Linked DNA regions of Homo sapiens: region 1 is linked to region 2. The links are chromatin contacts, found by Hi-C or POLR2A ChIA-PET in ENCODE. All regions are on one chromosome and are shown on one strand. The core of a region is the stretch at or near the end of the contact, and the rest is flanking DNA. Distances in the headings are between cores, read along the strand shown.

The links. A loop is a pair of places that touch in the nucleus more often than their neighbours do. ChIA-PET counts read pairs that join two places held with the same protein, here RNA polymerase II (POLR2A). Pooled maps may share reads with other maps.
Region 1: a pooled map shows a loop between it and region 2 (8-fold over the local background). The contact joins the promoter of ETHE1 here to the promoter of ACTMAP in region 2. A Hi-C loop is called at or near these places in 2 of 50 pooled maps. POLR2A ChIA-PET finds 5 or more read pairs at or near these places in 2 of 52 experiments (CD8-positive, alpha-beta T cell and WTC11).

Annotation. Positions count from the first base shown.
Region 1 is chr19:43,525,951-43,528,951 of GRCh38, reverse strand. It overlaps ETHE1 (ETHE1 persulfide dioxygenase), which reads left to right and starts at 1,751. Exons shown (of 7, transcript NM_014297.5): 1 at 1,751-1,855; 2 at 2,293-2,437; 3 at 2,603-2,751. The coding sequence starts at 1,775. RefSeq lists a silencer at 1,600-1,789 and enhancers at 2,400-2,579, 2,095-2,599, 2,600-3,001.
Region 2 is chr19:40,749,227-40,751,726 of GRCh38, reverse strand. ACTMAP (actin maturation protease) reads left to right here and starts at 1,250. Exons shown (of 6, transcript NM_198476.5): 1 at 1,250-2,246. The coding sequence starts at 1,924. It overlaps SNRPA (small nuclear ribonucleoprotein polypeptide A), which reads right to left and starts at 524. Exons shown (of 6, transcript NM_004596.5): 1 at 246-524. The coding sequence starts at 318. RefSeq lists enhancers at 1-545, 633-702, 1,243-1,482, 1,174-1,799 and silencers at 456-638, 903-1,042.

The sequences.
Region 1 (3,001 bases), core at 502-3,001, 2.8 Mb before region 2:
ATTTTTAGTAGAGATGGTGTTTCACCATGTTGGTCAGGCTGGTCTTGAACTCCTGACCTCGTGATCCGCCCGCCTCAGCCTCCCAAAGTGCTGGGATTACAGGCATGAGCCACCGCGCCCAGCCGGCCACATAAAATTTTAATGAAGCAATTTGATAGGCTTAAGGAAAAGCAGGCCTTCTCTGTGTAAAGGCATTCACACAGGGGCTGCTCTGAAAATAGCTCCAGGGACCATTCCCTGGAAACTCCAGAATTAAGATAAATGTTGTTGCAGGAAACCCCTCCTCAGAAGCTGTGGGACAGGATAACTCAGTGGTTCATACCTGTAATCCCAGCATTTTGGGAGGCCCAGGTGGGAGGACCATTTGAGGCCAGGAGCTGGAGACCAGCCTAGGCAACATAGCAAGACCCCTGTTTCTACAAAAAAAATTCTAACAATTAAAAAAAAAAAAAAAAGCTCTGCCCCTAGGCTGGAAATCAAGGCTGCTCTGATGTCACAAAGTGACATAGATCCTCCAGATGAGAGTGGGATGTCCTATTCTCACTACTGCTACGATTACAAAGAGCAGACTTTCTGACAGCTCATGACTTGAGACTACAGTTTTTCAGCCCCAGGTCCTTGGTGTAAATGAACACAAGCTCTTTTCAGAGGTTCACACCCCAACAGAAGATGAATAATCCCCAATCTGATTATTCAAGAGATAATGCAAAATTATCTTTTTTTTTTTTTTTAAGATTTCTTCCTGGAAAGAGAGAAACATTCCTGATAAAATGCTTATGCAATTTCTGGATGAACTTTAATGGGATCAAGTGTTGTTCTGGTAACCAGGCACCCACTCAAAAGTCCCTCAAGATATTAATGACCTGGAACCGAACGAATATCTTTTTTTTTTGAGACAGAGTCTCCCTCTGTCGCCCAGGCTGGAGTGCAGTGGCGTCATCTCTACTCACTGCAACCTCTGCCTCCCGGAACCGAACATCTTTTTCTAACCATGACTATCCTACCACCTGCTAGAAAACGGCCCCACGGGACGCGGTGGCTCACGTCTGTAATCCCAGCACTTTGGGAGGACAAGGTGGGAGGAACGCTTGAGCTCAGGAGTTCGAGATCAGCCTGGGCAACATAGTGAGAACTCCGTCTCTGCAAAAAACAAATTTTATATACATGTATGTGTGTGTGTGTGTGTATATATATATATGTATATAAATATATATATAGATATAAATATATATATATAAAATGTCGGGTGTGGTGGCAACGTGCCATAGTCCCAGCTACTCGGGAGGCTGAGGTTGGAGGATCGCTTGAACCCGGGAGTTTAAGGCTGTAGTAAGCTGAGATCGAGTCACTGCACTCAAGCCTGCGTGACAGAGCGAGACTCTGTCTCAAAATAAAACAAAAGAAAAAGGAAAAAAAACGGCCCCGAGGCTATGAGTGTACTGGGGCCTCTCCCTGGGTTTCTACTTCTCTCCCTATCTCTGTTCCTACATGAGTATGTCTGTGTGTCTCTGAGCGTCTGTCCCTCGCACTTTGAGTGTCTCCCTGTTCTCTGTTTTTTCTGGGTCTCAAAGCGTCCAGGCATTGCACTCTGGCTTTCCTCGGTCTCGCCCTCGCCCCAGTCCCGCTCGGCGGTCCCCCGCCCTCTGCCCCAGGCGTCCGTGGCCCCTTTAAGGCGTGCTCCGCCCCCGCCCCGCCCTTCCCGGGGTCAGTGCCGTAGCGCCCGGCTCCTGCAGGCGCTCGGCCTCCGCTCATTCCTGACCCCGCAGTGGGCGCGATGGCGGAGGCTGTACTGAGGGTCGCCCGGCGGCAGCTGAGCCAGCGCGGCGGGTCTGGAGCCCCCATCCTCCTGCGGCAGGTGCGGGTGGCTGGACCTAGGAGGGGACTGCTGGGCACTAGGCGGCAGCAAGGACGGAACTCCGGGGTCTCTTAATAGGGAGAGATCCGGGGGGACCCACGCCTGCATCTTGCGGAAAGCGGGGTGGAGGTTTAGGGCTGGACTCTTGGGTCCTTTAAAGGTGAGTGGTCTGGGGGCCTCTGGGCTTGGGGCCAGACCCCTGGGTCCTCTATGAAAGAACGTGCTGGGGACCCTGATTTTGGGATGTTAGGAAGTTGGAACTCTTTTGTTCTGATAGGGGAAGGTAGTGGGGCTCCGGACTCCCGACTCCCGGGGAAAGAGTGGGCTGGGGTTTCTGCTTCTGGATCTTAGGAAGAGGATAGGGTCAGTCTGGACTACTTGGCCTCCAGTGGGTGGAAGTCCGGTTCTGCGCCCTCACCTGGGTCCCCCGTTCCCAGATGTTCGAGCCTGTGAGCTGCACCTTCACGTACCTGCTGGGTGACAGAGAGTCCCGGGAGGCCGTTCTGATCGACCCAGTCCTGGAAACAGCGCCTCGGGATGCCCAGCTGATCAAGGAGCTGGGGCTGCGGCTGCTCTATGCTGGTCAGTCCGGGGACCAAACTCATGGATCCCAGCGGGGCTGGGCTGCAGCGTCAGTGGAATGGGAAGCTGGGGCCCAGAACTCCTGAGTCTGAGGGAGAAGGATCTGGGCTGGGACTCCCAGGTCCTTTCTGTACCCTCCGGACCTGTCCCTCCTCTCTCTCCCAGTGAATACCCACTGCCACGCGGACCACATTACAGGCTCGGGGCTGCTCCGTTCCCTCCTCCCTGGCTGCCAGTCTGTCATCTCCCGCCTTAGTGGGGCCCAGGCTGACTTACACATTGAGGATGGAGACTCCATCCGCTTCGGGCGCTTCGTGAGTTGGGTGCTGGGTCCCCAAGAGGGTGGTGGCCTGGACTTCTTAAACTTAAGGGAAGAGGGGACTGGGGGCCTGGGATCCTGAGTCCTTGGGGAGGAGGGACCTCAGGACCTGGGTTTCTGACCCCTGAGCTCATATTTCTGGGAGGGGGGCACCATAAACCCAGGTGGGGCACTGGGGCAAGAGGCTCTGGGCAGGTGGGGCACTGGCGGAACTCCTAAGTCAACAGCATTTAAGGAGTTTCCTT
Region 2 (2,500 bases), core at 1-2,500:
GCTTCCTGGAGGAAGGGTCCTGTGACCTCAAACCTTGTAAGATGAGCAGCAGTGACCACGTTAAAGGGCAGAGTGTAAGATGAACTAATGGAGTGTTGAAGACAGGAAGTAGTTTGTGTAAAGGCCAAGGAGTTAACTCGAAGTTTGGCTGGACAAACACTTAGAAAGAGAGGCGGGTGCAGGGGACGGAAGAGGGGCCAGCCCGTGCGGGACAGTCTGGACTCCGGACTATCCCGAGAACTCACCATCCTTCTTGATCTTCTCATTGAGGTTGTTGATATAAATAGTGTGGTTAGGGCGGGTCTCGGGAACTGCCATGGAGTGAAGTGTTGAGGTAAGTCTTAAAGGAGGAAAAACGTGACTTTAGCCCTGGGTTTCTCCAAATCCTTTGTCCCAACGTCGGCTGCTCAAGGATCTTCCTCCGAAAAGGAAGTCAGGTAAGGCGGGAGTAGGGGCAAGGACGGAGGCAAAGCGCGACAACAAAGCGTGCGTAGGACCCGCTTCTCCAGCCCGCGTGCGGAGAGAACTCTCGAGAGATTTACTACGACTTCCAGGATGCTCTACGCGACCCGGTGGGCGGAGCACCCTAAATGGCGATTCCCATTGGCCCAAGCATCCGAAGGGCCGTCCCGGAGAAAAAACCCGGATGTGGGAGCCAGTATAGAAAAAAGGGACAGGTCCTAGGCAGCCTGGCCTCGAGCAGCAAGTTTCCTCAGACGGGCCCAGGAAGGCCCGGACGCCAAGCGTACCGCTCGCCTGCCGCCGATGGTCGTTTGCACCGGAGGTTACCTTCCGACAGGGCCGTAGTTCTCTCAACCGGCGCCTGCTACTTCCCTGAGACCAAACCACAAAGCTTTCTCTCCTGGCCCCGCCTCTGCCTTTCTGCCAGCCAATCGCCGCGCGGAAACGCAGTAGCTTGACCAATCAGAGCAAGTCTCGTTTCTGGGCTCAGCTGTTGCCAATCAAAACGATATTTGGGTTCCCGCCTAGGTAGAAAAACCCCGCCCCACTCCCTGAAAGCCCACCTCCTTCCGTGGCGCCCGGGTCTACGGACCAATCAGTGAAGGTCACGAGTCTGTACGCGTCTCGCGCTGCGGTGTCTTCCGGAGGCAATCCTTTTTGGAGTCCCGCCTCTTACCCCCGCCAGAGCTGCGTTTTCTGTCACGTGATCGCAAAATGGGCGGGAACTGTTGCGTGTAATACCACGTGATATGGGAAAGGCAGTGTGCGGGGGCCGCCATTTTCCGGGAGTGGGAGGTGCACTTTACTTCCTGACTCCTTTCCTTTTTCCAGTGGTTATCGCGGCGCCCACCGGCCTCTGATCTCTGAGTCTTCTCCAACCCACAGACGTTTTTTGTTGCTCTGGTTCCAGGACCTTCTCCACAACTAGGCCATTTTCCCTGCCAGGTGTCCTTTTTGACCTCTTGACCTCTGACTCAAAGGTCAGCTCAAAGGTTCCGAACTCGGGCCTGGGATGTGAGGGGGTACTGAACCTAAGTTCTCCGAATCTTTAGCCCTGGGTCCCTAAGTCGCATCCTTAAGGCACCTCACTCTAGATCTGAGCCTTCATATCCCAAACTCACTCATGAGTTTCCACATCCAGCCCCAAAGAATGAGTTAACTCCTACTAACTCTCCACCTAAGACTCCCGAGGTAACCCAACCGGTACCACAGATCCGGTTCCGGATTTAAGGACCCCACCCTGTTAACCGTCAGGTGCCTTATGACTTGAGTCAGCCTCGCAATTCCTGCTCCCGTGGTTTCAAATATTAGCCCTGGTCCTTTCACACCCACTGCTCAGTCCCCAGATTCTGGAACTCAGCTCTTAAACCTTTAAAATCTCCATCCCTGAGACCGTTCTCCGTTGGAGGATCCTTCCCTCCCCGCTTTCTGAACCTCTCAACACCTCCTGTAGACCCCAAAATGACTTCTCCATGCTCTCCTCCCCTAAAACCACCAATTTCTCCTCCAAAAACCCCTGTACCCCAAGCCAGCAGCATTCCATCTCCTCCTCTACCCCCAAGTCCCCTGGACTTTTCAGCTTTACCATCCCCTCCCTGGAGTCAGCAGACCCCTGTTCCCCCACCGCTCCCACTGCCTCCTCCACCCGCTGCCACAGGGCCTGCTCCCCGTCATGTCTTCGGCCTGGAGAAGAGCCAGCTCCTGAAGGAGGCCTTTGATAAGGCCGGCCCGGTCCCCAAGGGCAGAGAAGATGTGAAGAGGCTTCTGAAACTACACAAGGACCGGTAGGGTCTCCATGCCCCACCCACCACCCAGGCTCTGCCCTAGACACTTCACAGATCTCTTGGGGTGGGGGGGGGGTTCCCGTGTCCTCAAGATCAAACAGGCTGACTACTTAGGTCCCCCACCTAGATCTCTTCCATGGTGGTGTGCCTCCAGCAATGAAGAAAGCTGTCCTCACAAGTGCCCAGTCCAGTCCGGGTGCTTTGGCTCATGCATGTAATCCCAGCACTTTGGGAGGCCGAGGCGGGTGGATCAC